Regions from separate parts of the Homo sapiens genome. Here region 1 is linked to region 2. A link is an interaction called in ENCODE POLR2A ChIA-PET data of the cell type or tissue named here. Cell type or tissue: endothelial cell of umbilical vein. All regions are shown on one strand. Links, peaks and the distances in the headings refer to the core of each region. The heading gives the core; the rest is flanking DNA.

Evidence for each region. ChIA-PET counts read pairs that join two places held together with the same protein. Peaks named below come from ENCODE experiments on the same cell type or tissue, not always from the same donor. Only the 100,000 strongest peaks of a DNase experiment are listed, where the experiment ranks them.
Region 1: POLR2A ChIA-PET joins it to region 2 with 5 read pairs; 8 of 35 experiments call an interaction of 5 or more read pairs at or near these places.

Annotation. Positions count from the first base shown.
Region 1 is chr20:58,517,536-58,533,756 of GRCh38, forward strand. APCDD1L-DT (APCDD1L divergent transcript) reads left to right here. Exons shown (of 7, transcript NR_034147.1): 2 at 1,969-2,064; 3 at 3,855-4,016; 4 at 5,634-5,746; 5 at 6,179-6,271. Among named protein-coding and RNA genes, the nearest start is that of APCDD1L, 10 kb to the left of the region's middle. In endothelial cell of umbilical vein, for the core only: no CTCF peak of the experiment used is centred there; a DNase peak (open chromatin) is centred at 6,596; H3K27ac peaks cover 507 bases.
Region 2 is chr20:58,605,712-58,621,932 of GRCh38, forward strand. It overlaps APCDD1L-DT (APCDD1L divergent transcript), which reads left to right. Exons shown (of 7, transcript NR_034147.1): 7 at 13,029-14,181. Among named protein-coding and RNA genes, the nearest start is that of LINC01711, 21 kb to the right of the region's middle. RefSeq lists enhancers at 4,288-4,789, 12,884-13,555, 14,228-14,899, 14,900-15,569. In endothelial cell of umbilical vein, for the core only: no CTCF peak of the experiment used is centred there; a DNase peak (open chromatin) is centred at 6,930.

The DNA of each region.
Region 1 (16,221 bases), core at 3,950-8,949, 88 kb before region 2:
AGAACTCCCGGATCCCTGCTTCCAACCACCGCGCTGTGTCTCCAGGACACGTCCTGTCTCACTGGGTTTTCTGCTCCTTTCCAAATCTGAGGACCCCAAAAGAAAAGGCCTGTTTTATAATAACGGCTTCTTTTCGAAGAGGTGTGTGAATAATGGGGGAAACACGACTCCAAAGTACTTTTTCTCTCCAGCCTGGGCAACATGGCAAAACACCATCTCTAGAAAAAATACAAAAATCCTCCAGGTGTAGTGGCACATGCCTGTGGTCCCGGCTACTCGGGAGGCTGACGTGGGAGGATCTCTTGAGCCTGGGTGGTCGAGGCTGCAGTGAGCTATGATTGTGCCACTGCACTCCAGCCTGGGTGACAGAGCAAGACCTTGTCTCAAAAAAAAAAAGTGCTTTTTCTACATCCTAGCTAAACCCCAGCTGTTGAGGCTGAGAGTTACAGGTGGGCCCTGCGCCTGCTGCATCCTCACCCTTGTGATGGGGCGACACTTGGGAGGGTGTGGGCAGCTGTAAAGGGCACTGGAGACTGACGGGTCCAGCGTTCCTCACTTTCCAGGTGAGGAAACAGAAGCGCAATGCAGGTGAGCTGACCCTGTTGAGATAACACAGATTTTACCCCACAAATAGAAAAAAGCAAAGAAAATGGACAAATAGTGTTTGAACAAGGCTGTCCTCAACTCACAAGCAGATCAAACAAGAGCAAAAGAAGGAACCGAAGCTAAAACTCATTTATTGTCTTCAAACATATATTTATTTTTAATCAAAAAAAGAAAAAAGTTATGTTATCCAGATCTTGCATTTTGCTCAGGGAAGGGTGATATACGCTTGGTTCCTGACCTCTTTCTTACCGAGTAATCGCTTGAGAGCTTTTGAAACGGCAGCAATCATAAGGCTGTTTTGGGGAGAAGCCTCAGCTCTGTGTTGGCCGTTAAGTCACGTCTGTGGGCATTATCGCATCTTGGCCTCCGTAGCTGGGCTTTCCTGGGCTGTTAACTGCAGGGGCCCTCGCTGGGTGGTCAGAGCTGCTGCGGGTGAGGTTTTGGGAGGATTCAGGGGGTCTTGCTGGGTGTGAGGGAAGCGGCCTTGAGTCAGATGTCTGTGAGTGGGACCCAGCCTTCTTGCTCCACGTTTATCTCCCACACCACCCCTTCCCCCAGAATCAAAGTCCAGGGGGAATCAGGAGGAAAGTATTGCAGAGCAGGGCCTCTTTTCCTTCCCCCTCCCCTCCAAATGCCTACCTCTTCATCCTTGTCCCTGTTAAAAACACCATGGGATCATAAGATCACCCCACAAAATCTTGCTATAAAATGGTCTGTTTCCTCTGCTTGTTATCAGGGGTAACTGATCAAAGAAATGGTGCCCAGGCCTGGTTATCTAATAACCAAATAAACATCCAGGCAGCCTCCTGGGCCAAGAAGGGTAGGCAGGGGTAGCTCTGGATGAAGCAGGGGACAGGCCAGGGTGGGCTGGGCCCCTCTTGGTGACCATTTCTGCCTCCAGAGTGAGCATGCTGGCTCGGCCCAGAGTCGACCAGATCCTTATAACAACCTGCATGTTACAGATGAAGAAATTGAGGCAGAGAAAGCAAGTCTCTGTCCTTCAGAAATGCCTGGTGCACCCCTGAGCCTAGCACATGCCTTGTGCATAGTGGGGGCTCGCTGCACGTTTGCTGAGTGAATTAATGAGAGAGCAAATGAACTATCACAGAATGAGCACTGGGTTTATCAGAAGACCTGACTTCAAATCATAATGCTACCACTTAGCCACTCACCATGGCCGGTGCTAGGGGGAGGCGAACTTGTTCCCAGGGCTCACCATGTAATAGGCACTCACTCTTGGGTGGGCATAGGTGCAGATAGCCCCTCCAGGTGAATGCCTTCTCATAGTTTGAGCCCTGGGTGCCTCCCACTAGTCCCGGCCCTGCAATTCCCTTTGCATCTGTTTCTTCCTCTGTAAAATAGGATGAAGCTGTGCCACCCTGTAGGAATTAGAAGACCATGTCCAGGAATTGAGCACTGGGTGCAGGATCCAGTCTTCTGAGGCCCTGAAACCACATGGTGAGAAGTTGAAGGTCACACAGCTGGTATGCAATGGAGCCTGGATGGAAACCTGGTCCGGGCTGGAAAGACTGGCTCCTCAGCTTGAACCTAAAATACCTAGGTCTTGAATGGCATCTTGTTCACCTGCCTCTGGGAAGGCAGGTTGTGGAAATACCTTGGGCTGTCTGGGAACTCACCCTCCAGCCCTTAAACCTGTATAGGTATTCTTGCTCTATCTGGCTATTGTGTGTATGGTGGGGGCTGGGGGATGATGGCATTGGAGGGCTTATCCTAGCACCTGGCACATAAATGTTAAGTGAATATATTTTGAATGAATGTATGAATTCGGTAGATGAATGGATGAGTGGGTGGGTGAGTGGGTGGGTGGATAAATGGATGGGTTGGTGGGTAGGTGGATAGATGTGTGACTGGGTGAGTGGATGGGTGGATGGGCTAATGGGTGGATGGGTGGGTGGGTAGATGGATGGATGAATGGGTGAATAGATGGATAGGTGGATGGAGAGCAAGATGGATGGATGGATGGATGAATAGATGAATGGGTGGATGGGTGGGTAGGTGGGTGGATGAGTGGATGGGTGGTAAGTGGGTGAATGGGTTAATGGGTGGATGAGTGGGGGGATGGATGGATAGATGGATGAATGGGTGAATGGGTGGGTGGATGGATAGATGGATGGATGAGTGAGTGGGTGAATGGAAGGGTAGTGTATGGGTGGGTGGGTGGATGGGTGGGTGGGTGGATGACTAACACTCCAGTTGCCATAATTGTTGCTCTGGGGTGGTGCTCACACTGAATGGTTTGTTAATTTATTAGTAACAATTCATTAGTGTGTTAACTCAAGCGGTGGAGACACATCTTAATCCCTGCACTTAAGAGGTGCTTTCCCACAAAGGCGGGGCCTTGTGTTCTTCCTGTGAACAGCCATAGCACCAGCGTGAGAGGCAGGTGCTGTCGAGCGAAGAGCAAATGCCTGCTCTTATGTGGCCAGCCTTCTTTGCCTGGGAGGTTTGGGGATTTGTTTTTGTTAAATTTCTGGGTCCCCAGCCCAGCTCAAACCCCTCATTGATGCCTGAGCCACTCATAGCAGGCTATGGAATGGCAGCTGAGCAGCTGGGTCTGGCACCAATAGCTTCATCAACATGACACCCAGACATCCCTCTGGTCGTGGAGCTGACCGTTTGATGCTATATAGACCCACCAGGGCTTGCAGATGGTCTGTAGAAAGAATGGGCTGGCTTGGTTCATTTTACTTGGGAGGCAAGAAAATTCAGCCTGAGCAAGGGCTTCTGTTGATGCAGGATGGAGGAGAGGCTGCCCCGCTCATGGCAGAAGGAAGGCTTTGGGCGTCTAATGGGGCTCATGTCTTGGTGACGCCCTTCATGAGGTACATGACTTTGGGCCTTTGGGCACAGCCTTCTGAGCTTTGTGTTGCTCACCTGCAAAGGGAGAATCCTCAGGTTTTGGGGAGAATGCAATGAGATGACACAAGTAAAGCCCTCAGTGTGGGGCCTGGTGGGCTGTGGAGCCTGGTGGGCTGCAGGTCCTTGGTAAGAGGGCAGATGTCACCATTATTTCTGAGGGGACTGGGTAGGTTTGTGGATGAGTGGCTCACATCACCCAAGACCCCATGTTGGGCTCAGCACTGCAGGGTGTTGGAGCTGGGAGGCCTCTGCAGACCAGGTCCACTCATTTTCAAATGGCCTCTTGGGAGCCACCTAGAGAGGAGAGGACAGGGAAGGGAGGCAGAGAGGCCAGTCTCTGAGCCTCCTCCTCCCCCGTGTCATCTCAGGGTCACCATAGTGCGCTTCATGGGGTGGGAAGTGGTGGCCTCTAAGTGTCTATCAACTGTGAAGACTGCAAAGAGGGATCCATGGCTGTTGGAGCAATGAGATACGCGATGACGTAGACAGATCCGGAAAGCGCATCGTCTCCTGAGCAGAAGGGCACTCATGTAAGCCCAGACCACAAACCTGCACGCAAGTGTTGCATGCATTTAACTTGTGTGTGTCTAAGGCAATCCATCAGACATACTCCAGGGGATGTCTTTCAGGAGGAAGAAGGAAGGAAATGGGTGTGGAGATGGAAGAGGGGCAAAGGGAAAAATTTATACAATAAAATAAGACAGATGAGGGTCCCAACATAGACCAAGGTTGTTAGCATGCCATGGACTCAGTAATGTTACATGCAACTTTCTGTGTCTGCGGTCCGAAAAGTATGATAAGCAAAAGAGACTATAGAGAGACTGAGGCACAGCAAGGGGCAGGGGGATGGCCAAAATGGTGGTTGGGTGTCACCCAGACACTCAGGTCCCTCTGGCCGTGGCACTGACAGTCCGGAGTGATGTAGATCCACCAGGGCTTGCAGAAGAGCATGGTTCGGTGCCCATTCTCTGATGTCTGCTTGTGTGTGCAGAAGAGCTGCTTGGAGCAGGGTCTCACCTTTCCATACCCATCGGCTCCCCCCGCCGCCATCCACCAGCTGGGTCGCAAGAAAAGGCAAAAGCTATTGTGACAGCTTCCTTGTTTTGAGAGGCTTTTGTCGAAGGAGGGAAAAAGAAAAGTCAGGAAACATGTGTGGCTTCAAATTATGTCAGTTATAAAGTTTATTGTTAGCCCCCATTATAAAAATCAATATATGCTCCTCATATAGGATTTTAAAAGCACTAAGTTTATTATTTCTCTCTCATTGTAAAATTAACAGTGGTCCTAATATGCTATTTAGAAAATACAAAGTGGAAAGAAGAAAAATGAAAGTCACGCATCGTCCTTCAACCCGGGGACAACTCCTGCTAACACTCGGATGGATGAATTTCACATATACATATAAATATTCTCATCTACAGTCAAATTTAATAATGTGAATGCCTTAATAAACCACTAATTCTTCAATTTCATCTTTTGGGTTAATTTCCTAGTCTTTAAGGAACTGTTAGATGCAACGCTACGGGTAGTAGGGGAAGGACACGAAAAAAGAAATCTTATTTTTTGGCCAAAATATCCTGCATATTGGATTTGCCTTTGTTTTGTTTTGTTTTGCTTTGAGCCTTCTGCCTTGTTAGGCAGCTGTTTGTATACTTTCCTCTGCTTTGGATTTCAGTCTGGAAGCAGCACATTGATTTTAAACAGAAATACCTTAAAAGAGGTGGTGTTTGGGGGTTTACAATCCCCCCACCATCAGCTTGCAAGTGGTTCTGTTCCGGCTGGCACGTTACACCAGTAAGAGGCTTGGTGTATCACCCAGGGAGCAGGTTAGCTAAATTCAAGGTGAACAGACGGCATTCTCTGTTTCTCTTCTGGCTGTCTGCCTAGTTTGGGGTCTTGGGGAATTGGAGAAGCAAAATTTGGGGGCTGGGATCTTGGACAAGTGCTCACACCACAACCCAAGCCTAAGACCTTATTTTTCCCTTCCTTCCCTCTTCTTTTTTTTTCAGTTTACAATTAACACTCAGGGTTTAGTCTCCACCCCTCCCTCTTGAAATAGAATTTTTATCTCTTGATTCATGCTACAAGATAAAATCCATGTTTATCCAGTTTCATGAATAATTGATAAGCTCTTTCCAACTTGTCAGAAGCAACTTAGCCGTCTCGCCTTGCGGCCTGGAACCCCTGGCAATTTCCGGAGCACCGGCAAGAGACTTTTGCACAGTTTCTGCTTGGAGTCTACCGACTGTCTGTCTCAGAGGTGGGGGTTTATCTCTTGATCCTGATTCGTGAGTTACAGATTAGGCACTGAAGATTCCAGCACCGGGGATGCGTAGGGCCGGGGGAGGGAGGGAGGTGCACGTCAGAGTCCACTTAGATTTTCTGAACTCATGTCTGTGACAGGTGCAGACCTGGATTCCACTGGGAGCACCCCCACCCCCACCCCCCACCCAGGGCTAGCAGTTTCAGAGTTCACAGCATTAATTAACTCTAATCTGTTCCCTGATAGTTTAAAGCAGGCTCAACATGTGAAAGCATTTTCCTTCCTGCTTATTTAATGGACTTAATGAGATAACAATGAGAATCTGTGTTTAGGCTCTGTAGCGCATTTGGCTCTCCCGCCATGTTTGTATGATAAAAGGCAGTGGGCTGTTGTTTATGCGCTTAGCTGGGGTTTATTCTTTTTAAACAGGTCTGGACAGCTGCTTGTTACATTTGGCTCACGCTAGCTTAAAAAAGGAATTTATGGACCTTACTGCAGAACGTCCCAATTCTTCAGGCCAAGGTAAATGCAAGTTGGGGTGGTAGTGAAGTTGCAAACTGCCCCTAAGAAAAAAGGTTAACAAGATATTGTTCCTTCCACCCCCGGCCTCCCGTTGGTTCCCCCACCCCAAGAGCCTTCCCACCAGGCTTCAGGGTGACAAACGCTTGGATTTGATGGGGCTGAGACTTGCTTGTGCCTTTGTTGATGGCAGGGCACTTTTATTGAAACTTGTTGAAAGGAGCTAGCTTCGAAGGCTCCTCCAAGATTCTACACCACAGGGGGAAGCAGGACTTTGATTTAAGATACTCACATCTGTCAACCACAGGCATTCATTCAGTTTTCTCTTTCATTTGGGGAAGGAAGGGAGAAAATGAATCAGAGGCTGATTTTTTTTTTTCTGGCCTGTTTTCCCCAAGCTCCAGGAAATTAAGAAACATGCCATTAGTTTTAGCAAACAATTTGAACAAAGTAAAACCAGATCTCCCACCAAAGGCCGAGGACCATGAGGGGTCTGAGTGCCCCTGGCCCTGTTTGTGGACTCTGCGGGTCGTGGAGGAGCCATGAAGTGGGAAGAGAGCTTGGGTGATACAGGATGGTGTGCGTGACAGTCCTCCCTGTGTCTTCTTTGCTACCATATTTATCATAGCTTAGATGTGTGTGGCCTGGTGGCACCAAAGGTGAACAGAAAGCATTTTTGGGGCGCCATGGCCCAGACCTCAGCCTGAACGTTGTGGGAAGCCAGTGGGTGTCTGCATGTGTTGGCGAGAACCAGTGGGCATCTCCTTGGAAGCCAGTCCCCAAGGTGGCTCTAGATGGCTTACTCCTGCATCTTGCCAAATCCACAGGGTCCAGCTGTGTCTCCAGGGCTGCGTGGCTTATTGAAAAAGAGAGTGTATGGTGGATTTCAATATCTATATTCTACAAAAAATGTAAAAGGGGCAGGGGACGGGAACAAAGAAACCAGTGCTGGTGATCCTGCCCCCACAGTAAGGTCTGCTTTAGTGTGGACATGGGACAGGGGCCAGCCCCTGCTGCTCCCTGGGGGAACACAGGTCCGTGGGGGTGGCTCACCGTCATGTATGTGATTTTGATGTTTGTACATTTGTTGTACCACATGAACCAGTCTTGGACGGCTGTTCTGAGTAAATGGGATGATGTGGGTAAAGCCCCCAAGACCAGAGCCTGGCACAGGGCCGTGCTGGATAATGCTGACTCATGGTGATGAGGGGAAGGAGGAGGCAGGATGCCATGGGTGAGGAGTCCAGGCTCCAGTGCTGCTGAACCACCATCCACCAGTATGATCTCAGCAAGCCTCTCTCCACCTGGACCCAGATGATTCACCCGTTAAACATCCCAGGCACATTGAAGGGAGATGAACAGCGTCCAGCATGGTCCTCAGCTGTGAGAAGCCATACACTCGCCTTTTCCACCCTACAACTTTCCGTCATCTGGGGTGCAGGTTTCTTTCCTCTCTTTTTACTTATTACAAGGTAAAATACAGTCTTATTACAGAAAACTAGAAACCAGAAAAGCCCATCACACAGTCATTCATTCAACAAATGCGTATTGGGAAGGGTGGGGATGAGCCCCTGGTGGAAATGGGGTGAAGCTGTGGACTTTCTCTGGGTGCGATGAAGGCTGACGGAGGGCTTTGAGCATCCTCAAGATTCAGAAGTCTGTTCTCAGTCATCAGCAGCTGTACCAGGAGAGGAAGAACCTCTGAAGTGTTCTGGCTCCAAAAGCTAGTGAAAGTGCAGATTTCCTGAGAAGGAGTGAAGCTTAGGGCCCTGCCAGGCAGTGATGCTTTCTCAACTTTGGGGGCAGTAAAATGTACAGACTCTGGGGAAGGAGACCAGGAAGGAGGCTGCAAAGTGTGCATGCTCTGGGAAGGGGGCAGGGAAGGCTGGCAAAAAGCTGTTGGGGACCCAGCCAGGCTGCTTCCCTTGGAGGCCCAGCCTGAGATGTGTTTCCCACCATATATGGCAGAAATGATTTCAGGTGCTATGTAGATAAGCCACGAACTATCATTGAATCTTTTCTTGGTTGTATTGTGAAAGAAAAAGTCTCTGTTGGGTGCTGGTGTATCTTCGACACCACTTAACACTTGTCAAGCTCTCCTTTACTGAGGTAAAGCAGTCCTCAGGCTCAGAGCTTGTGACCAGGGAGCGGTATCTAGCCAAAATTTTATTTCAATGCTTTGTTTTCATTGTCTTTAAAACAAAAGATGGTTATCTTCCATTTGCCATGAAAGATACTGCTTCCCATTTCTGTTTTTTACTCATTTTTCATTAAGGTATAATTTGCATGCAGTAAAGTCTCGTCTTTTTAGTGTACAGTTCTGTGGAATTTCGATAAATGTATCCAGTGTGCAACCATCACATCAAGATATAGAAGGGTTCCTTCACCCCTAAATCCTTCCTTGGGGATGACAACCTCTCTTCACCCTCAGTCCTTTGCAACTAATAATCTGTTTTCTTTTCCTATAGTTTTGTCTTTTCTAGCATGTCCCATAAATGGAATCTTATAGCACGTAGCCTTTTGAGTCTTGCTTCTCTCACTTAGCAGAATGCATCTGATATCCATTCACATTGTGCCTGTATCAGTAGTTCATTCATTTTTAATAATGAGTGGTGTTCAGTTGTAGGCCTACACTATAATTTGTAGAGGGACATTAGGATTGTTTCCAGATTTGGCAGTTACAAATAAAGCCCCTATAAACATTCACGTACAAGTTTTTCATGAGCATGGGTTTTCATTTCTCTTGGGTAAGTACCGATAAGTAGGATTGCTATGTTGTCTAATACATGCATGTTTAACTTTGTAAGAAATGGCCAAGCTGTTTTTCAGAGTGGCTATACTATTTTGCATTCCTACCAGCAATGTACGAGAGTTCCAGTTGCTCCATATCCTCATCAGCACTTGATGTTGTCAGATTTTTTTTTTTGTTTTTGTTAGTCTAATGGGTATGTACTAGTATCTCACTGTGGTTTTAGTTTGTATTTTCCTGATGACTAATGATGTTTAACACCTTTTTATGGGCTTATTTAAAATCACTATATTTTCTTTGGTGAAGATTTCAAACCTTTTGCCCATTTTAAAATTCGAATTGTTTGTGTTTTATTATTGAACTTATTGAGTATTTACATATTCTGGATACAAGTTCTTTTCTAGATATGTTATTAGCAAATTATTCTGCTAGCTTTCTTATTAATTTTCTTAATGATGTCTCTTGGAGATTGTATTAATTAGTCTGTTCTCATGCTGCTAATAAAGACATACCTGAGACTGAGTAATTTATAAAGGAAAGAGGTTTAATTGACTCACAGTTCAGCAAGGCTGGGGGAGCCTCAGGAAATGTACAATCATGGAGGAAGGGGAAGCAAATATGTCTTTCTTCACATGGCAGCAGGAAGGAGAAATGCCAAGCAAAAGGGGGAAAAGCCCCTTATAAAACCATCAGATCTCGTGAGAACTCACTCACTATCACAAGAGCAGCAGCATGGAGGTAACTGCCCCCATGATTCAATTACCTCCCACCAGATCCCTCCCATGACATGTGGAGATTTTGGGAACTACAATTCAAGATGAGAGCTGGGTGGGAACACAGCCAAACCATATCAGAGATCATAGGTTGTTAATTTTGATCAAGTATAATTTATCAATTTTTTCTTTTGTGGATTATATTTTTGGGGCCATATCTGAGAAATATTTACTTAATCTAGGGTCACAAAGATTATCTTCTATGTTTTCTCCTGAAGGTTTTATAGTTTAAAGTTTTACATTGAAGTCTATTATCTATTTTGAGTGAATATTTTGATATAGTGTGATATATGAATGGAGGTTCATTTTAAAAATAAATATCCAATTATTCCAACCCCATTGGTTGAGAAGACTACTTTTTCTCTACTTAATTGCCTTTGCAACTGTGTCCTAAATCAACTGACCCACTCTGTATAGGCCTATATCTGGACTTTATAGTCTATTGCGTTGGTCTATATGTCTGCCCTTTCTCTAATTCCACATTCTCTTGAATATCTTACCTTTGTACTAAATCAGGTAGGGTGACTTTATTTAAAATATATTCTTCTGGCCAGCTGTGGTGGGTCACATCTGTAATCCCAGCACTCTGGGAGGCCAAGGTGGGAGAATTGGTTGAGGCCAGGACTTCACAAACAGCCTGGGCATCATAGGGAGACCCCCATCTCTACAAAAAATAATTTTTAAAAAATTAACTGAGCGTGGTGACACAGGCCTGTAGTCCCACCTACTTAAAGGGCTGAGGTGGGAGGATTGTTTGAGCCAGGAGTTCGGGGCTGCAGTGAGCTATGATTGTGCTACTGGATTCCAGCCTGGGCAACAGAGCAAGACCTTGTCTCCAAAAAATATTTTATATACATACATACATATATATATATATATATATATATATATATATACATACATATATATATATATACATATATATACATATATGTGTATATATATATCTGTATATATATATAACTGTATATATATAACTGTATATATATATATAGTTCTATTCTAACTTTATTCTTCTTTTTCAAGATCACTTTTGTTATTTTTTCTTTATCTTTTCATAAAAATTTTAGAATCTGCTTGTTGATTTCTACAAAAAACTCTGCATTATTTTTAAGTCTTGCTTTGCTGCCCAGGCTGGAGTGCAGTGGCATGATCATGGCTTACAGCAGCTTTGACCTCCTGGGCTCAAGGGATCCTGCTGCCTCAGCCTCCCAAAGTGCTGGGGTTACATATGTGAGCCACCACATCCAGCCTCCCATGGGTTTTGATTAGAATTATGCTGACTGTGTAAATCAGTTTGGAAGAATTGACATCTTCACAATATTGTCTTTGTCAACATGGCATGTCTTTCCATTTATTTAGGTCTTTGATTTCCTTTATCATTGTCTTTTTGGTTTTCAGCATATAGAGCTTGCATGTCTCTTATAAGATCCATACCTAAGTATTTTATAGGTTTCGGTGCTATTGTAAGTGGTATCTTAAAAAATTTCAATTTTCATTGCCAAGTATACAGAAATACAATTAATTTTTGAATATGGATCTTATTAACGTGACCTGGCCGAACTCACTTTTTAGTTTTAGTAGCTTTTTAATAGACTGTTTGAAATTTATATGTAGATTATCATGTCATCTAGCAATAGAGTTTGAATAATTTCTATTGACCTATCCTCAGGTTAGTTGATTCTTTTCTTACCTGTGTTGAGTTTACTAATGAGTCTATCAAAATTATTCTTTATCTGTGTGAGTGTTGTTTTTACTTCCAGCATTTCCAATTGATTTTTTTCTTATAGTTTCACTCCTCTGCTGAAATTATGCATGTGATAATTCATGATGTTCTCATTTCCAGTAGAGTCTGTAACATATTATTCATAGTTATTTTAAATTTCTATCCATTGTGTTTCTACCTTTCCAATGTGGATGTCTTTTTTTCCCTTGCCTTATTGTACTGATACAGTATTAGACAGGAGGAATGAGAGCTGGTATCATCCCTTGTTCTCAATCTTAGGGGAAAAGCATTGTCTTTCACTGTTATGTATGACATTAGAGTTGTAAGTTTTCTTGTAATGTCCTTTATCAGGTTGAGATTGTTCCCCTCTAGTCTTTGTTTCCTGAGAGTTTTTTTAATCATGAATATGTGTTTATAAAATGCTTTTTCTGTATCTCTTCTGATGATTATTTGATTTTTATTCTTCAGTTTGATGATATTACATTGAATATTGATATTACAGTGAGTTACATTGATTGAGTTTTTTGAATGTCAGACTATCCTTGCATTCCTTAAATAAACCCCAGTTGGCTGTAGTGTACTATCCTTTTTATATATGTTTTTTTTTTGCTTGCATTTTGTTAAGGATATTATTTATATTCATGAGGATTATTGGTCTGTAGTTTTCTTTTATTATAATGTATTTGTCTGGTTTAGATATCAGGGTTATACTGATCCCATAAAATGAGTTGGAACACGCACCCTCCTTTTTTTGTATACTGGGAGAAATTGTGTAAAATTGGTATTATTTCTTTCTTAAATATTCAGTAGAAATAACCAGTGGAGCCATTTGGGCCTGGAGTTTTTTTTTTTTTTTTTCTTCCTTCTTCTTCCTTCCTTCCTTCCTTTTTTTTCACAAGTGCTGACTGCTAGTGAGAGATTTCTTTTTAGAAAGTTTTGGCCAGGTGGCTCACACCTGTAATTCCAGCACTTTGGGAGACCGAGGTGGGTGGATCACCTGAGGACAGGAGTTCGAGACCAGCCTGGTCAACATGGTGAAACCCCATCTCTACTAAAAATACAAAAATTAGCTGGGCGTGGTGGCAGGCGACTGTAATTCCAGCTACTCGGGAGGCTGAGGCAGGAGAATTGCTTGAACCCGGGAGGTTGCAGTGAACTGAGATCATGCCATTGCACTACAGCCTGGGTCACAGAATGAGACTCCATCTCAAAAAAAAAAAGTTTTAATTATGCATTTAAATTTCCTTAATAGATATAGGATTATCTATTCTTTGTAAGGTGATTTTCAATGTTCAATCTTCCATTCCTGATATTGATCATTTGTGTTGTCCTTTTCCACTGGTCAGTCTTGACAGAGGTTTATCTGTTTTATTATTTTTTTTCAAAGCAGCAGCTATGGGCTTCATTATTTTCTTTTCTCAATTTCATTAATGTCTACTCTTATCTTCATTATTTCCTTTCTTTTGTTTATGATTGTTTCATCTTCACTAATGGCTTATTATTATTTATGTCTCTTTAAAAATTTTTAGTTGTTGACCCAAGTTTTATAACATGAATCTTTAATTAAAAATTCTAACCTCAAATAATATGATACTACTTTATATCTAGTCTAAGAAACTTACAAAATATGCTAATTATTCTTTTCTCCAACACTTTTGTGTCATTGGTGTCATATATTAATATTTTATTTTTATGTATGCTATGAGTACACAACAGCTTGTTACTACTTTTGTTTTTGCTACTACTTTTTTGAAAGTCAGTTATCTTTTAGATTAGGAATTGACAAATTTTTTCTGTAAAGGGTCAAATAGTAAATGTTTTAGGTCTTGTAGGCCACAAATTCTGGACCCGTCATAGTGTAAAAGCAGCCATAGACAATACATACATAAACTTGTGTGGCTTTGGTCCAGTAAAAACCTTTATTTACAAAAACAGGCGGTGGGCTAGATTTGGCCCACAGGCTGGGATACATTTTGGGTTGATAGTTTTTGTTGTTGTTGTTTTAGCACTTGTATTGTCTTGTGGCTTGCCTGACATCTCAGGGGAAGTCTGATGTAATTCTTATCTTTGTTCCTCTGCATGTATTATTTTTCTCTGTCTACCTTTATGATTTTCTCTTTATCTTTAGTGTTCAGCAGTTTGAATAAGCTATTTCTAGGTGTTTGTTTTTGTTTAATTTATCCTGGTTGGTGTACTCTCAACTTTTTGGATCTGTGGTTTTGTGTCTGTCATTAGTTTTGAAAAATGCTTTTTGTATAATTTCAACTATTTTAATGTATTAATGTACATCTTTTGTATTTTAATGTATTAATATTGGTTTCATGGCCCATAAAATGGTTTGCTTTGGTTAATGTTTCTTGTGTACTTGGGTGGAGTGTTCTATAAATGTCAATTAGATAATTATTTCTTCAAATATTTTTTTCTGCCTCATTCTGTCTTCTCATTCTGTAATTCCAGTTACTGTTCTGCTAGACCATTTGTTATTGTCTCACAATTCTTGGATACTCTGCTTATTTTTAAAGCTCCTTTTCCTCTTTGAGCTTGAATAATTTCTAGTGACCTATCTTAAGTTAGTTGATTCTTTTCTTACCTGTGTTAAATTTACTGATGAGTCTGTCAAAATCATTATCTTTATGAGCATGATTTTTATTTCAAGAATTTCCATTTGATTTTTTTCTTATCATTTTACTCCTCTGCTGAACTTACCCATTTGATAATTCATGGTGTTCTCATTTCCACTACAGTCTATAACATTTTATTCAGTTATTTAAAATTCCTATCTAATAATTCCATCATCTGTATCATAGCTGTGTCTAATTCTGTTGATTCTTTTGTCTCTTGACAGTGTGGTTTTTTTTCCCCTCACTTCTTTGAATGCCTCACATTTTTTTATTGAAAGCCAGACATCTTATGTAGGACAATAGATACTGAGGTTTTGACATCTGGGAATGGAGCATGTCTTTATTTCTGCTAGGACTTCAGTATGGGCAGTTGAGTTGGTCTATTTAGGAATTCAGATGTGTTAGATTTCATTGTTGGCTATAGTTGCTCCCAGTGTGCTGCCAGCTTCAAAGTCCTTTTATGTTAGTTTGAGTTTAAGTTGGGCGCTGGTTTGCCAGAGGATTTTTTTCAACCTCTGCTCCACCCTCAGCTTTTAGTCTTCCTTTGTGCTTTGCCACAGATTGAGTCTCTCTCCTGTCTCTTGTCCCTCTCCCGGGAAGAGACCACTGTTACCTGCTACTCTATATCTGTTTGCCTGGTAGTAGGGGTTGGGGAATATTCTCTGTTGTGCTTATTTTGTCTCAGTCTTAGCCAGGCACTTCATGGTTCTGTTTAGCTCCCAGCTATTGGTCTGGGCTTAGGATGCATTCCTGCCCGCCCTACTATACACCAGGAATAGTGTGAGGGTGGTTTGCTGCTGTTGTAGTTTCCTTCAGTCAGTTTCAATAATTTTCATTAGTGCCCTCATGGCAGTAGGTTTCATTGCCCTTCCCCTAGACATTTTAGGGAGATCCAGGTGAGGATCTGTGCTTTTTCTGCAGTGGTTTCTGTCCTCCTTCCCCAGTCCTATGCTGCAAGGGATGCTTTCTCAGTATTCTCATCTTGCCCTTTCCTATCTTTTTTGTGGGCACTCAGTTCAGCTATGGAAACAAGCCTGCATATAGAGTGAATTCATCTTATGTCTGTGGCTCTCAGAAGTGCCATATAGTCTCAGCAGCCCACGCTCAGCCTTTAGCAATTTGTTAAATATTCTAGCTATTTTTTTTCCTGCCAGCATCTGATGGCACCTACTCCAGGTAAGCAAGTATTCCAGGACTGGAATACTCTCCTTAGAGGTACCTATCTTTCCTTACATTTCAGGTTAGCTGGTTGCCTTGTAACTCAGATCTCTGCTGGATTAAAGAAAAGTTGCAAATTTTCAAATTATCTGGCTTGGTTTTCTATTGGAGTAGGAGGGTCTTTCCAGCATTCTACATCTGAAGCAGTTCAACTTCTTTTAAAAATAAACTTTCTCCACTAAAAATAATGTGTCCTTTAATATATTAATGATATGAAGCAAAGCAAATACTATGAAGCAAGGTTAATCGTACAAAGCACCTACAACAGGGCTTTGGAGTCAGCATTCTGTCTCATATTTTCTGTGTGACTTTGGAGAAGGTATGGACCTTGAGCATCAGTTTCTGTTTCCTTGTCTGTACAATGGAGATTGAATATTATCCAAAGAATTAAAAGAGCTAGTATATAAAAAGTGCTTGGCTGATGTTAAGTGCTCCACTAAATTGATAAAATTAACAAATGTTATTACTTTACATGGATTTAAAGACCATCTCTGCAGTGTGGAAGACAGTCCCAGATGCAGTTGGGAAATGAGGTGATTCTTCTCTGTGTGATTCCCAAATCTCCTGGACTCTGGCTGGCATAAGTGTGTGTGTGTGTGTTTATGAGAATGTTCACTCGTAGAATTCTCTAAAGTAGCTTCTGCCACTACTACCACCATTCAAAGCATACTCTAAGGCAAAAGAAGGAAATATTTAAAGAGTGTGAGAGACAGTGAAAATATCCAGCCCAAGACCAGGCATGGAGAAAGCCCCCAGGAAACATCAGCAAAGTGAGGAGGGAATGTACAGATGGGAGAAGTATGTATGGCTTGGAATAGACGCCCCCCCAGCTTAGTCCCTGCATGTGAACCAATGGCTGTGTGTCT
Region 2 (16,221 bases), core at 3,903-8,902:
TGCTTCTGTGAATCATGATGTCACGGAAAGACAGTGACAACAGCAGCCCTTGCTGCGGCACATGGAGCATCCCTGTGTCTGGCGCTGTCGCAAACACTGCATTTGCTAAGTGAGCTCTCTGCTTGCCTATGCTTGGAGTCCTCATCCTGACCGGGCTCACTCTGGCTTCCCTCGGCCCCTAGCACAGGGTCCTCAGGCTACACGGCAATTACAGCACTCCTGCCGACAAAAGCTGCCTGCTTACCAGGATGGGCTGAGCACGTGGGCCAGACCCAAGGCACCCTGCAGACCTGGGACGAAACCTGGTCAGTGGCAGGGAAGAGAGGGGGTTCCCTATCCCGCCACCCACCTCCCTGCCACATCCTGCTTCCAGGCTCATATCCCAGGCCCAGAGGACACAAGGATGTCACCGGGTGGCAGAACAAAGGCCAAAGGGAAAACGCAATCCCAAGCCTGCAGCGGGCACCCACACTCTCCACCCTTCACCTCCCACATCTCCCCATCCGCACCCCACATTTGAGCCAAACAAGGGCTTCCAAGGATGTTAAAGGACAACCCTCAACTAGCTGGCAGCAGGTTTGGCGTGCTCATGTCACGTGCAAGTAAATGCGTCTAAGCGGGGACATAAGCCACAGTGGAAGGAGCAGAAGACGGAGCATGGTGAGCACCACATGCGAATTCCAAGCCCTCAGTTCTGTCCTGCCTCCCTTCACTCTGGCCTGGTCTACGATTACCCCTCCTGCCACAGGCTGTGGGAGCTCCCGTGCAAATGGGAGAGGGTCCTTACCAGGAGGATAAGGGAAGGGTTCATGAAGACCCCAGAAGAGGAGGAGGGGGTCAGGGGACAAGGATTTATGGGCATTTAGCCAACACCATCTGAAAGAGAGGTGCTAAGTCTCAGGCCATGATTTCTGGTGGGTTCTGTTGTGAATCAGTTATTTGGTCAGACTCCTTTAGGGCCTGGTAGATTGTCACTTAATGTTTCCATCTCCTGGGTGGTAGTTCTCCGACTTCCGCTCTCATTCCGCTCTCATTTCAGCCTTTTGAAGGCCCGTTGACACCCCAGAGTCCTTCACAACTACAAGTACAACCCTGGTGTCCTTCACAGCTACAAGTACAAGTCATGGGGAGCAGAACCAAGGATTCCAATCTGATGGAGAGTCACATTTACCCTTTCAAACAGATAAGCAGGCATAGAGTGTATTATACATCAGTTTCTTGTGACTTTGGTTGATGTGAGTCCATCCCCCCAAAAAAGACCAATAAATTCTGGAGCACCTGTAAGACCTTATTTTTTGCACCTGAAAAGATGTGGTCCTCCTTTGAGGGCTTTCTTTGGGTGGCCAAACTCTCACCCCTCTTGACTTTAGGCACCAAGCTTTGGGCTTTATTTCAAAGAGAATTCTGCATGTATCTTTGTAAATAACATTTGCATCATGCTAAGAGTTTGCTAATGACTTTCATACATGATTCTGCATGTCCTTCTGTGTACCCTGTTGACATTTTTGTATTGAAGTCTACCTTGCTTGCAACTATAGCAAATGTCTTGAACAGTTAATACTATTAGGTTGAGCCCTAGGAAATTGTCACTACTGGACTTGTTTGATCTACATAAAACAGCAGTTTCCTATGGTTCAGCCAATAACAACTACCATTTCCAGGGCTCTGATCACACAGGCAGGCCCCTAGTAGTATCATTGGCATTATTGTTGTCATCGTCCCTGTGAGTTTCAGAGAGGTTGAACATCTCACTCAAGGTCACACGGCAACAAATACAGGAATCATCACTTGCACCTGGAGGGCTCCAGGGAGGCCCTGGGTCCCGCTGGACCACATCTTTCCACGTCGCACTGTGGCCCTGCTGTTTCCCCGGCCAGGTCACCTTTGTCTCTTGCCTGTTGTATCTCAACAGCTTCCTGGCTGGTCTTGGTTCCTCTGGTTATTCTCCACTCTGCAGCGAAGACACCCACTGCTTAAAAGTCTCCTGAGGGCCTCCGAGGGCCTGAGGGAAAAGCGCGGCTCAGACCCTGGCTCACAGGGTCCCCCCTTCTTGCCCGATGCGTGCTACACTCAGGCCATGCTGGATTTCTTTTGAGTTTCTCTGCAAGGGCACGGACTGGCTCACCATTCAAGTGGAATGATGGGGACAGCCATGCAAACTGCACCAGTAGCCTAAGCCATTGGCTCAGAAAATGCCAGCTGAGCACCTCCTATGTGCAGGCACCTGGGTAGACAAGGAGAAAATCAGCAAAGCCCGGTCCTTCCCAAACTCTGTGCGAGCACGGGAGGTGATCACCCGGTAAACAAACCCCATCGTGTCACGTCCACACAGGTGCCACGCCAGGAAAGTAGAGCGAAGGCAGAGAGGGAAGAGCTGGCCAGGGAAGCCTCTCTGGGGAGGTGACATTGGAACAGAGCAGAAACATATCCAGAAGACGATCATTTCAGGGGATGGGAGCGGTGAGTGCCGAGGTCCTAGGGCATGAACTTGCACCCTGAGCTGGGGGAACTGCAAAGGTCCACAGGCCCCAAAGCAGGGGCTTGAGAGGATGGGAGTGAGGACCGAGAGGTGGCTGAGCTCCATTACAAACCACCCATGGGAGATGTGGCCCTTGGCACAGCAGCAGCACCTGGAGACACCGAGGCAGCACCTGGAGGCTTTAGGACACAGCGCTGTCCCCATCATCATAGGGAAGCTTCCTGGGGGATGTCCCAGCCAGGGTCCATTAAGGGTCTGGCCTCATTCGCTGTCTGTCTGTCTGTTCATTCTTCACTCCCTCCTAGCTTCTGCCCCAGGCCCTGCCTCGTGGGCTGAGACTGCTGCCTGGCACTTCCTGCCCCAGCTGAAGGAAACCAGGCAGCCCACACCTGCCATTCGGGTCGCATGTGTGGGCCTGGGGCCCGGGGTCACTGTCGGGATGGGCTCAGCAGGTCCTAGCTTGCTGTGTGGAAGGCCTGGGGCCGCAGAATGCCCCATTGTTCATCAGGACGTGGAGGCCCAGGCCAGAGATGCCAGCTATTTTGGGTGCTGGGCGAAGGCCTGGATTTACTTGCCACAAGCGTTTTTCTCAGAAGGAAGGTCAGTGGGCCCAGCCTGGGAAGTCAACCAGTCCCACCTGGCTCCGATTCTCCCCCGTGCTCTCAACGTCCTCTCTGCAAAAGACAGGGGCCAGGGTGTCTGTGCAGTGCCAGTCGGGAGGTCTGGGTGTGTGGTGGGGGGCAGTGACTGTGTTTTCCAACTGCAGAGGCCACAGTGGGCCTCCCAGAAGCACCTACCACCTCCAATGAGCCCCTTCCATTTCAGGGAGCCCACCTGTAGACCCCCGATGCTTGAAAAACCCTGATTAGGAACTCCTGGGCTGGTGCAGCACCTGGCACATGGAGCCAGGTAATAGAGCACATACATACATCCTATGTTCAGTCCGCAGCCGGGATCAAGCTGTCTTTCCGAAGCCCGCACGAGTGTCACAGCCGTTCCAGACCGCTCTTTGGGTCAGGGGCTCCCGAAATCACCTGCTTCTAGGAGCACGCACACACATGGGCATGGAGGCATTTGGTTTCAGAAAGGTCAGAGGCCCCAGATCAGATGATTCTGGTGTAGGTTTGTGGCCTGCCTAGGCTGGAGGACTGACTTCAGCATTACCACCAGGACAGGTGGACTTGGGTGGGGCCGCTTCACCACTGCCGAGCCATGCAACCTGGGACAAGCCCTGGACCTCTCTGAACCTCAGGCTCATCACAAAACAGGAATCATCATCCTCCTCACCTATGGAGTTGTTGAGGAATGAATGAGTTCATCTGGGCAGAGCATGCAGTCCCAACAGGACGGAATTTGCTTCCCAAGGGGGAAAAACATATTTTACTCTTTACATTTAAAGCATGGATACCTGAACAGTACCTAAACAGACACCCAGTATACCTGTGGCGTTAAAGTGTCATCGGAGAGAGCTATTAGGAAAAAATGCCTTAAAAGCCTCCTTGCAGGGGTGAAGAATGGCAAAAGCTTACAAAGATGGTTCCTGGAACACAGCAGGTGCTCAGCAAACTTCAGCTGCTTTGCTGTTATTACTACTCACAGCAGGTGTCACAGAGGAAGGACTGGTTGCAAGCTTGGGTTTAGGAGCCATACTGTTGGAGGTCCCTTCCTGGCTCTGCCACTTGCCAGCTGTGTGACATTGGGCAAGTTGCTTGACTTTTCTGTGCCTCAGTTTCTCTCATCTGGAAGCAGAGCTAATTAGAGCACCTGTCTCGTGCAGTTTTGTGTAGATTAGATGGGTTGATTTGTGTGGTATGTGTAGTTCAGTGCCTGGCACACAGTAAACACTCAGTAAATGCAAGCTATGATTATTATTGATTAAGATTGTTAATTATGACATGCAAGGAACTTGGGGGTCAATGGTGCTCATTGAGGGGAAACTGTAAGGAAGGGTGAGGTTCAAGGTTGGCCCCTAACTGCTTCTCCTGGGCATCTGGTCTGGCTCTAGCCTCAACCACTAAGGGCTGTCCTGGGCTCCAGAGGAGGGGCCGGGTGCCAGCCTAGGGCAGGAGCACCAACCGAGCACGTGAAGCACTTTGCACAGTGGCAGGGTGCTCAGGACTCTATGGAACACCCCTATCTGAGCACTGACTTCAGAGCAACGTGTCCTCCATGCATAACCCAGCTCCACATGCAGGGAGCCTGGGCCACTGCGGCCAGCTGCCCCCTTACCCTCTCCATGCCTGACCTGGCTGAGGTGGGGAGGGAGGAGTCTATCCCCTTCACACGACTTCCCAGACGGTGAGCCCCTCGCTTTCCTGGTCCGGACCCACAGTGAAGACTCGCTCTCCTGGGATCCCACGGAGACCTTACGAGGCCCCACGTGGTCCAGCCTGCCCGCCCATCCCTGCTCATCAGCCCACTGGCCACCCACTGCTCCAGAACACAGCAAGCCTGTCCCGCCTCAGGACCTTAGCACAGGCCATTCCACTGCCTGGAACTCTCTCCCCGTGGCTGGGGCCTTCTCAGCCTCCAAGTCCCCCAGTCAACCGTCCCCTCCCCTGACAGGCCTTCCCAGACCATCCAGGGTGAAGTGGACGTCACACGCCCTCCCCTCCCCTCCCCAGGTCTTCTCGTCATCATATCCCTGTTTCATTTTTGTGTTGCTCTAATCACGAACAACCATTCTCTGTGTGCGTGTTTCCTGTCCTTCTCCCCGTGAAAGATGACAAGCTCCATGGGCTGGGGGCTTTGTCTTGCCTGCTTCCTGCCCGCCACTTCCCAGTCCAGGGCCCCGCCAGCCCTCAGTACCTGCTTGTTGTGGGGATGAAGCCCACCGAGACCTTGGCTGCGCTCGTCATTTGCTGCGGTTGCCATCCCATTTTACAGCTGTAGACACTGACAGCAGAGATTCCTTTTGTGTCAATATCTCAGGGAAGTTTCTGGAACCCCTACCCAGGACCCAGGGAAAGGACTCTGCCTGGGAGGTTTCAGAGGGCACAGGAATGCAACACTGCTCAGGCCCTGGCACTTACATTTCTCTGCAAGGAGCATTTTCCTAAAATTTGTCTGTTGCCTCTGGACGCGTAAGCAAGGTGACTAAGGGACTCAGGATTTGATTAGGCAGCAAATCCGGATAAACAGGACAGGTGGCACTAATCAGAGCTGACGACTAGACAAGGCCTGGGAGGCCCTCAGGCTCTGTGAGCTCAGAGCACCTCTGTGGAAACTTCCTTCTGCCCGGTCCCCAGAGAGGATGGCCACAGCAGCACCCTGCCTGGCTGGGACGTGGCTGGATGGGGCACAGGCCTGGAGACCATGTGGCATGCACCCTGCCACTGAGCCCCCAGGTGGAGGTGCCAGGGGAGGGAGGTGGGGCTGCACAGGGTTTCTTGGCTGTCTCCAGCCAGTGGGGGACACTGAGCTTGAACTGGGCAGGTGACGACTTCTCTGGGCCTCAGTTTCCCCCTCTCTAGAGGTGATGAGTACAGGCCTGGGCTCCTGGCCCTGAGGTCCTAGGAAATGCTCTGTGCTGCAGACAGTCCATGAGGCCAGGACTGGCTCTGGCCCAGCCTGGTGTCTCCCAGGGCATGGAGGGAACACACATTCACTTCCAGAGAGCTGGAGCCTGGGGCAGGACTCTTGCCAACAGCCCCCGGCCAGAACCTGCAGGCCTCCCTCAGGTCCCACCTGGAGCCACCTGCCTGCCATGCCTTCCTGGCCTCGTTCCCCCATGGTAAAACAGTCACTGTGCCAGCCTTGGGCCAGGCTCTGACCTAAGTGTGTGTTTGTAAAGCAGTAGCTTCCTTTTTGCCTTCCAACAACCCGCAAGCCAGGAACTGTCACTGGCTCTCGTGTCACAAACGTGGTTTGAGGAACGCCTGCAAGGTCTCATGGTTAGAAAGGGCAGAGCTGGATTTCGGACCCATGCTGGCTTGAGAGGAAGACTCCCTCCCTCCCTCCCTCCCTCCTTCCCCCCTTTTCCTCCCTCCCTCCCTCTTCCTCCCTCTCTCTTTTCTAGTGACCAGAGCTTTCACTGATCAGCTAACAGTATTTGGCTAGCTCCCCAGGATCTGCTCCTCAATCCTAAATGGGACAGAAGTCTTGGCCACCAAGCGTGCCTGTGTCCCCCGCCAGGTTGAGGGGCAGAGGGTGCCACTGTGGCCCCCCGTGCCTGGCGGAAAGCACACCCCGGCTGGGTTCTTAAATCCGTAAGGTCACAATCAACAAGTGAAGGCACCCTGAGGACCCAAGGGCAGAGAGTTCCAGGAGGCGGCTGCGGGAGGGGCTGTCTGGGGCCCCCTCAGGCCCGCAGGGGTCAGGGCCTGTTGACTCTGGCGTCCTGTGAATAGACTCTTGCAAAGCCGCCATGTTCTCTGCTTCCTTGGGGAGGCACCTTGTCTTCTTAAGTCATTCCGTTGTGTCGATAATGCCTATTCTTTCCACGGGGCCATCTGCCAAGGTCAATGTTTGTGTTGTTTTAAAAACTTACATTGTATCACTGTGGGAACTTGAGTGTACAGAAACCTTTTTTTTTTTTCCTTTTAAGGAGGGGGCTGGGTGGGAGGTGGAGGTAGAAAAGTTTTCTCACTTTTCCTCTATTGCTTTAACATAAGACACCATTTGGATGGCGTTGGCTTCCCGAAGCTCCAGATATTTGAAGCTGTATTCACCGCGTGTGGTGCTTGCTTCTCCCTCCCCACCCTCTGAGGACACAGCCACTGGCCATTCCCTAGTAAAAAAAGAAAAAGGAAGAGAGGGACAGAGGGAAGAAGAGGTGGGAGCTTCCTAGAGCACAGACCCTGATTAATGTTCCAGGGAGAAAGGTTAGAGATATGTACTCAGGAAAGAAAATGGGAAAAAGGCCAGGTGCAATGGCTCATGCCTGTAATCCCAGCACTTGGGGAGGCTGAGGCAGGAGGATCACTTGAGCCCAGGAGTTCGAGACCAGCCTGGGCAACATAGTGAGACCCTGTGTATACAAAAAATACAAAAATTCTCCAGCCGTGGTGGCATATGCCTGTGGTCCTAGCTGCTTGGGAGGCTAAGGCGAAAAGATTGCTTGAGCTCGGGAGGTTGAGGCTGCAGCTAGCTGAGATTGTGCCACTGCATTCCAGCCTGGGCAACAGATCAACATCCTGCCTCAAAAAAAAAAAAAAAAAGAAAAAAGAAAACAGAAAAGGAAAAGAAAAAGAAAAAAGGTGGTGGGGAACCATCTTGGAACGAAATTCACTCCATGTTTGTCTGAGCCTGTCTGTTTCTGCAGAAGGGAGAGAGGGGTGATTTTAATTGAAAAGGACAAAATTAAATAAGGCCCGGACTTCAGGTACTCAGGAGCCTCATGGACTTGTCCCCTGGCACAGTGGCTGCCGCTGCCACCTCATGCCAATTACGCGGCCGGCCAACACCATCAGGGTCCCCAGATTAGATGCCAGGCCCCTGGGCCTGCTTTAGTCTTGGGCAAACCAGGAAGCTGGCCGCCAGCAGCCCACAGCCCTGAGATGCCGGGAATTTGTTTCTCCAAAAATGCCCTGATGAGGCCGGTGAAAAGGAGGGAAAGGCCTGACACGGGCCCTGGTTCTCCCGGGACACAGTGGCCCAAGGCTGTGTCGGCCCCAGCCCCGGGAGAGGTCAATGGCAGGAGGGTTTGTGTGGGGATCAGACATGAAGCTGGGCAACAGCAGCAGACAATGGGTCCTGAGGCTGGGCCCAGACCTCTTAGGCCCCATCAGCCACCTCCTCCAGGGAGGACTCTTTGATTAACACTCACTGGGCCCTTCTGGCTTTGGCTGGTATGAGAGGAAACCTTCCTTCCCCACTGCCTCCTGTCCTTCCACAATTCTTCCTAGAGCACTGGATGCTGGGGGCCCAGAGACCCCAACACACAAGTCCCTCAGAGTTTGCAGTCTAGTGGGTAGAGAGACGACGAATCAGGCTCTCCCAGCAGCCCTGAGCTAGGGAAGAAAGGACAGAGTGTCTTGGGGGCAAAGAATGGGGCTAGGGGTCAACAGGGCCCTTCTGGGGCTGGAGGAAAGATAAGCGGGAGTGAGCTAGGCAAAAATAGGGGTGCGGTGCTTTAGCACACGCAAAGAACAGGGTGCCTGTCTCCTTAGGGGCATGAGAGGAGGGAGCTGCAGCCTCACGGTGGGGTGGGAGATGCTGCTGGCAGCAGAGAACAGGCTGCTTGGGAGCCGCCCTGACATGACAGGGGCCTCAGAGAGCCCTAACTTCAGCAGCCCAACCCTCACACATCTGCCTATACATCCGCACTGGAGCAGGCAGAGGCTTGGCCTGGGAGAGGGGCTCCGGCAGCAGCAGTAGCCCCGGCAGCCTGTGCACGGAGCCTCCCTGGGTCCCGGGGTCACTAGTGAGGCTGCTTTGCCCTTTCTTCACAGGGTGACCCACCTGACTGCTCAGGGCCGCACAAGGGCCTCCATGTGCTCCCGTCTCTAGCAGGTGAGGCTACACGGGCGGCTCACTGCCTCACCCATGCGTCCCTGGGTGCTCCAATGGCACCGAAGGCAGTAGGGATGCTCCGCCACTTTGGGGTATATGCAACGTGCAGCCCTGCAGCCCTTCATCCTCCTCCACCCTGGAGGCTCAGTCAGAAGTGGGCACATGCACCTCTGTCCCGAGGTGAGGAAGCTGAGGCACAGGAGTGCAAGGGGCACCCCAAAAGCCACCAAGCTCCTAAGCAGTACACCTCGGACCTGAGCCCATGTTGTTTGGGATTTCTGTTGGAGGACAACTTCCATGAGTCTCTGCCACTAGCTCACTCTGTGACTTGGGGCAGTGACTTCAGCTCTCTGAGCCTCACCATTCTTGTCTGTCAAATGAGGCTAATGGCTGTGCCTCCCCTGTAGAGTCACAGTGGGGAGTAGGGGGTGATTGGTATACGTAAGGCATTTGCAACTGTGCCTGGCGCAGGTGAGCCCCTACCTCGTCCTCGCGTCTCCCCTCTGGCCCCAGGATCCTCTTCACTGTGGGCCTAGATCCAAGTTGCCTGGCACCAGGTCCTTGCATGAGCTCATGTTTGTTTAGAAATGAGAGACACGGACCATGTGGTTGTGTGTGCCACCTCAGCAGTATATGTGTCAATCAACAATGTGCTGCCAATCACCGGAGTGTCCTCCGGGTGCAAGGCGAAGCCATTTTGCTTGCCTTTGTTCACTGTGACCTCACAACAGCCATCGTCATTTCACCAATGAAGAAACAGAGGTTTTAGTGGCCCAGCCATTCAGCCAGCGTCTCACGGCCGTTGGGCAGGGGACCCACAGTCAAGCTGATCCCAGAGTGTACCCCCCCTCCCCACTATCACCACCCACAGCCCCACAACGGACCATGGTGTGCTTTCCTGGTCATCATGGACACTATGTGTGTGTCCGCCGGGCCTGTGGACTCCGAGAATGCAGGCAGCACGAACCCACGCCTGGGATCCCCACTGTCTGCAGGGTGCAAACGGTTCCTCGGCCCAACAGGCCAGGGCTGGGCTGCTTTGAGGGAAGTACAGGAAAGAGTAGCCAGGACAGCTGTCCACACGCTCTTCCTCTCCTTAATGTGTTTCCTCTGACCAAGAGCAGCGAGGCAGGTGGGCAGGGAGAGCTCAGGTTGGTGCCTGGGCCCAACCGTGACGCTGTTTTTAGAGGAATGAGTGTGAAATGCTTTCCATGCAAAAGGGAGAGAGAAAGGGGGAAAGGACCAGGGGAGAGGCAGAAGCCACTGGCTGAGTATAGGACACCCCAGCTCGGAGCTGGAGGCAGCATGGCACCAGTATGGTTGGCACTTCTGGGGCCATGGAGGCAGGGCAGGGGCCCACGGAATGCTAGATCTTAGAGACCTGGCAAGGAAAGTGGGGTGGAGGCAGATCAAGGGGCTATGTTTGGGTTCAGGGGCCCTAACCCATCAAACGGTGCAGGTAACGGCTTCCTTGAAGAGGCTGGGTGAGCTGGGACCAGGAACATAGCTCAGGTGACCTTGTGGGGCTGAGGCTGGCACACAGCAGGGTCACCACAGCCATGGGCAAAAAAATGTGTGCACCTTGTGCTGGAATTCTCGCCATGCTCTGAGCTGGTATGCTGTCAGACGTGGGGGTCTGCTCCCCAAACCCTGCTCTGCTTCTCCTCTCCCGAGGTCATTTGGCCAACAGTGATGGAGCAACCCAGCATCTCTGATTGCTGGTGTTCTTTGGAAGGTTTGAGGAACTGAGAGGTGTGGGCCAGCCATGCAGATCAGTGTGAGAGGGAAGACCCTATCTTGTCCCTCTCCAGTCCCCGGGCATGTCAGGAAGCACTCCCTGAATAGGTGCTGTGTAAGTGGACCGAGGGTTCGCTCTCTGCCCAGCTGGGAGCCAAGTCCTCTCTGTGGAGTATCTCATTTCATCTCCCACAACCACCTCGAGACAGATCTCGTGGCTGTGCCATGAAGGACTCAGGGCTCAGAGAGGAGCATTGAGGTCACAAGACGAGGAAGTGGCTGAGTCCAGACCTGAACCCACCATTGTTTCTAACAGCTGCATTGAGATCTAATTCATAGGCCATGCAATTCACCCATTGCGATGGCTTTCAGTACATTTACAGAGCTGTGTAACCATAATCAGACTATATTTTAGAGCATTCACCCCCAAAAGAAAGCCCATTGCGTTAGCAGTCACCCCATTCTGCTTCTGCCCTCCCCTCCAGCTCAAAGCCAACACAAATCTATTTTCTGTCCCTATGGCCTTCCCTATTCTGGACATTTCATGTAAATGGATTTATACAATATGTGCTCCTTTGTGTCTGGCTTCTTTTACTTAGCATAACATTTCCGGGGTTCATCCATGCTGTGGCCTGGATCACCGCTTCCTTCCTTTTTGTGGCTGGATGATACCCTGTCATCTGGATGAACCATGTTTGTTGGTGCGATGCATCAGCTGATGCACACTTGGACTATTTCTACATTTTGGCTAGGACGAATATTGCTGCTATGAATACTTGTCTGCAAGTTTCTGTGTGAACCTATGTTTCCATTTCTCCTGGGAATGCACCTAGGAGTGGAGTGGAATAGTACGTCATGTGGTAGCTCTGTGTTTAACTTTTTGAGGAGCAGCCAGATCCTTTTCCAAAGCAGCTGCACCTTTTATGTTGCCATCAGCAGTGAATGAAGGTTCCAATTGCTCTGTCTCCTTGTCGACACTTGTTATTGTCTGTCTTTTTTATTTCAGCCATGGGCATCACATGGTCTCTTGTGGTTTTGATTTGTATTTATTTGTTATGTTTACAATATTGCTTTCCGTACATCAGCTGTGCTTCTCTCAAGGCGGCAAGAGTCCCCCACTGGGTGGGACTTTCAAGGTTTGGATTTGAAGTCTAAGTGTATCAGATCGTATCTCCTCTTTTCTTGTCAGCAGTCACTCAACACTTACACTCCTAAGCACCTATGGAGTATCTGCACCTTCCTCCTCGTGAGGTGAGGGTTGAAGGTGAGAGCCAGGAGAGGTCCTCACCCTCACAGAACACACAGAAGCCAACACTGACACAGGGCACATACTGGAAGAGGCGGAAACACACATGGAGTCAGTGTCCTTTTAGGAGGGCTCTGAAAGACAAAAAGAATTGCGTAGAAAGACAGGGAGGCATAAGAAGCTCAGCATGTTTTCCTTCCTTCACTTCGTAAGTGTGTATTGATCACTGATTGTATGCTAGGCATCATGTCCATCAGCGGGAGGCCCAGAGGTGGGATTGTGTGTACTCTCTGCCTTCCCTCTAGGTAGGTGGGACCTGGTGAAGGTAATCTTATTTTCGAGTTGGATAGGGTCCCTCCAGCTGTGCAAGCAGCCCCTAAATTGCAGGACAGCTTGTGTCTGTGACGATTCCATACAAACCACAGAGATGAGAACAGGTGATGTCTGCCACTGACAGGACTCTCAGAAGCAGTCAGCAGCACCTTTGTGGACCGTGCAGTGGGCTTCTAACTGCTCCTGCATCTCTTTTGTATGGAATTTCCCCTTTGGGGCTCAGTCAGTTCTGTCCAAACAGCACCAGGCTCTATCGTGTGTTAAGATCTTGGTATTTTCCATCTTGGTAATAGAAGCTTCTCCACTGTTGAGAGAACAGTTCCATGTAGATGACTGCTCACCTCCCTACCCCAACCCTCACGATTAGATTTTTGTTCAATGGGGCTTCTAGATTCCTTACAACAAACACTCTTGTATGTGGCAATTATTTTGTTCAAGGTCTTAAGCTCTCCTTTGGAGGACAATTCCTGCCCCTGAGAGACTCAGGGGTTTGGCCAAAGCATATGGTCTCATCCATGGTCACCATTTGGGTTTCTGCCAAGTGCCCAGCTTTACATAAAGTGTCACTGTAATAGCTGCACGAGTATCTCCCCTCCTCCCTTGCCCCCTACCCCGTCATCTGCTTTCTGTCTTTCAGGCTTCAGCTAATGGCAGATATGTTTTCTGGATACTTACATACTTGTTTCTGTTCGGACTCTTGAGAAAAAAAGTCAGTTTGTTGATTTTGTGTTGGGGATGTGAGGAGGTTTTTTTTTTTTTTTTTTTTCTTTCTTAATCTAGATGTCTTGAACAAGTCAGCAAAGAAAAACAGTTCCGCCTTTGGAATGTATGAAAATGAAGACCGTTGCAGGAGGTCTTGAGCCACAGAGCTGGCTCCAGAGGCATTGGGAGGAGAAACGCGGCAGGCCTGGCTCACTCATTATATTTCAAGATCTATCCCAGCTTGTCACAACATGGACTGTGTAACTGAGACGATTCGCGGTTGGTGTTCCCATGCTGAGGCATGTGCTGCCCCGGCCCTTGGTTGCTGCGCAATTTGCTCTCTATGGACTGTACCTGGGGTGCCTACCCTGGACTTCAGACAAGCTTCTTCAAGAGTAGCCCCTGCCAGAGCTGGAGCCAACAGCAAGAGCAGCCCAGGGCCACTCTGCCCAGGCTCAGAGGCATCACTGGGAAAGAGGCAGGGGCAGAAGGAACTGGGGCGGGAAGCCCTGAAGGGTGTCGAGTCCCAGGACAAGGGACTGGGGTGTGTCCCAGCAGACCCCCAGGGAAGCAGCAGCTTTGGACTCGCCTGACCCAACCCCTTGCTGCCAGACAGGCTTAAATTGCCCCAACTTTCCCCATGAAGCTCGGACAGGAGGACGGAGGAGCAACTGCCTTCTGGGGTCAGAGTCTGTCCCCGCTCCTGCAGGCCGGAAGCACGTGCGGTCAGCGGTGGGCCAGAGCCTCTCAGCCTCTCAGCAAGGGCCTTCCTGTAGCTCTCGGCTCCTCCAACAGCCCCATCCCTTAGCACAGGCGGGGCTGGCGGAGCACTGCAGGGGCCAGGTGCAGCCACCGTGCAGCAAGGCACAGCTGCCTGATCAAACCAGATCAAAAGCCATTCGATCATCCAAGGACTATTTTCATTCGATATTTATTGATTTCTACCACTCGCTGGGGCTGTACAGGGCCCTGAGCTTGCCGTGAGGAGCACATTTCAGCCCCCACCCCCTCGGGGCTCACAGTCTGGTAGAGGAAGCACATGAAATAAAAGAATTTGCACATGTAAATATCTCATTACAAATGCGCAAGAGCCATGAAGGAAAAAAAAAGAACACGATGGGAGGTAATCACAAAGTCCACTTATTTTAGACAAAGTGGTTGGCGACAGCCACATTTTTGCCAAGACCTAAAGGATGGGCAACAGTAAAAATAAAAATCATCATCATCGTAATAGTAATTTTTTGAGTGTTTCATTGATGGCGTGGTAAGCACTTAATATACATCGACTTTGTATGGACTGGCTTATGTAATGCTGAGGAGAACTGTATGAGTAAGTATTGTCATTATCTCCATTTTGCAGATGAGGAAATTGAGGCACAGAGAGGCTCAGGGACTTGCCCGAGGTCTCGAGGCTGGTTGGGAGAGCCGAGCTAGAGCTAGTGGTGAGAGTAGCGTTAAGCATTTTCGCAAGCAGGGGCCATGCCCTGCATGATGCTTTGCAGCTGGGGAAATGAAGGCACAGAAATGCCAAGCCTCCTCCTGGGACAGAAACCAACCCTCAGGGCCCCTCAAGCCCCAGCTGGTGGGACCCTGCAAAGGAGCCTTCTGCAGTCCTGTCTGTGCCCTCCACGCTGCCCAGGATGAGGCTGGGGTGGGAGAAGCCGAGCTTCCCAGGCAGGTCCCCAGTGAGGCCCCTGGACTCCTGCCTTGGGGACGGTGGCACAGAGCCTGGTCTAGCTGGCAGAGCTGGCCACCCCAACATCCTTCAGGCTCCATATTGAAGCCAAGACATTTACAGGGGCCACTGAGGACAACTGTGCTCCCAAACCATTGCTATGGAATGACACGGCCTCTGTGCACACGTTCCTTTGGTTGGGGACAATGAAATATGTCAGCAAGCAAATGGGAATGCCTAAATCCTGGAGTCGGGGCCAGAAGCCCTAGGAACCCCACCCCACACAGAAACCCTGCCCCTGAGCTAGAGCGTCGCGTACACACACACACACACATACACACATGCACACACATATGTACACATACACACGCACACATACATACACACGCACACACGTGCACACACATTCACATGCAGGTGTCCTTCGGTGGTGGGAAGGGATGGCCTTGCAGGTACCAGCGTGTGCTTTACAGCCGCAATCAGGTAAGAGCTGTGGGCCTTGGGGAGACGCACAGGCAGCTGCTGCTTGCGTCTGGTGGGCGCAGCCTGACTTTAACTCCTGGGCTTCCCCGAATGCTCTCCCCATCAGCCCTTCCCGTCTAGTCCCTCACCACATGGTCATGGTCCACATCTCCTCCTCCAGGAACTCTTCACTGGCCTCTGTACCAACCTCCCCCCTCATTGGAGGAGGCGCCATCTGTGCATGGCGTCCACTCAGCCATGTCATTGCCGGTTTCTGTGTCATTGGTGTCTTAGCTGGACAGTAAGCAGCGTGAGGGCAGGATGCTGTCACATCACTGAACATTTGGCACTTGACAGATGCTTAATAAACATTTAGAATCAATCAGTAAATAAGTGGGTGTGTTCATTTGTCCTCACCACAGAACTCTCATCTCTCGCTAACATAGCATTTTGTAGATGCCCCTCAAAAATCAAGCCCCCCTGAAGTGCACTGAATTGTTTCTCCCCAAAAGATAGGTCCACCTGGATTGTGACCTAATTTGGAATAAGGGTCGTTGCAGATGTCACTAAGGTAAGGATCTGGAGATGATATCATCCTACATTGGGGACGGCCCTAAATCCAATGGCAGGTGTCCTTTTGAGAAGCTAAAAAGGAGGAGACATGAGGAGAAGGCCGTGTGAAGACTGAGGCAGAGACTGGGGGTGATGTGTCTACGAGCCAAGGAATGCCAGGATCCCCGCAGCCAACAGACACTGGGAGAGAGCTGGGAGGGACAGGTCCTTCCACACCGCCTTCAGAGGGAGTACGGTCTGGACGGCATCTTCATTTTGGACTTCAGTAAATTTCTGTGGTTTGAAACTACGCAATTTGTAGCAATTTGGTGTGGTAATCCCAGAAAATTAACACACCCTCCTTATGGAGTCTAGTACCCCCACCCCAAGGAGCTCCATCCACCAACACAAACCTTAACGCTTCATACCCACATCTTGAAATCTGTCCAGATGAAATCTAGTCTCTAAATGGGGACGTAGCCTGTCCCCATCTCCCCATTGCTCTCCACTCACAAGTTCAGCCCATCTTCCCCCAGTCCACCAGTCACCATCTCTCTGTCTTTTAGAGAGCAGGCCTCCCAG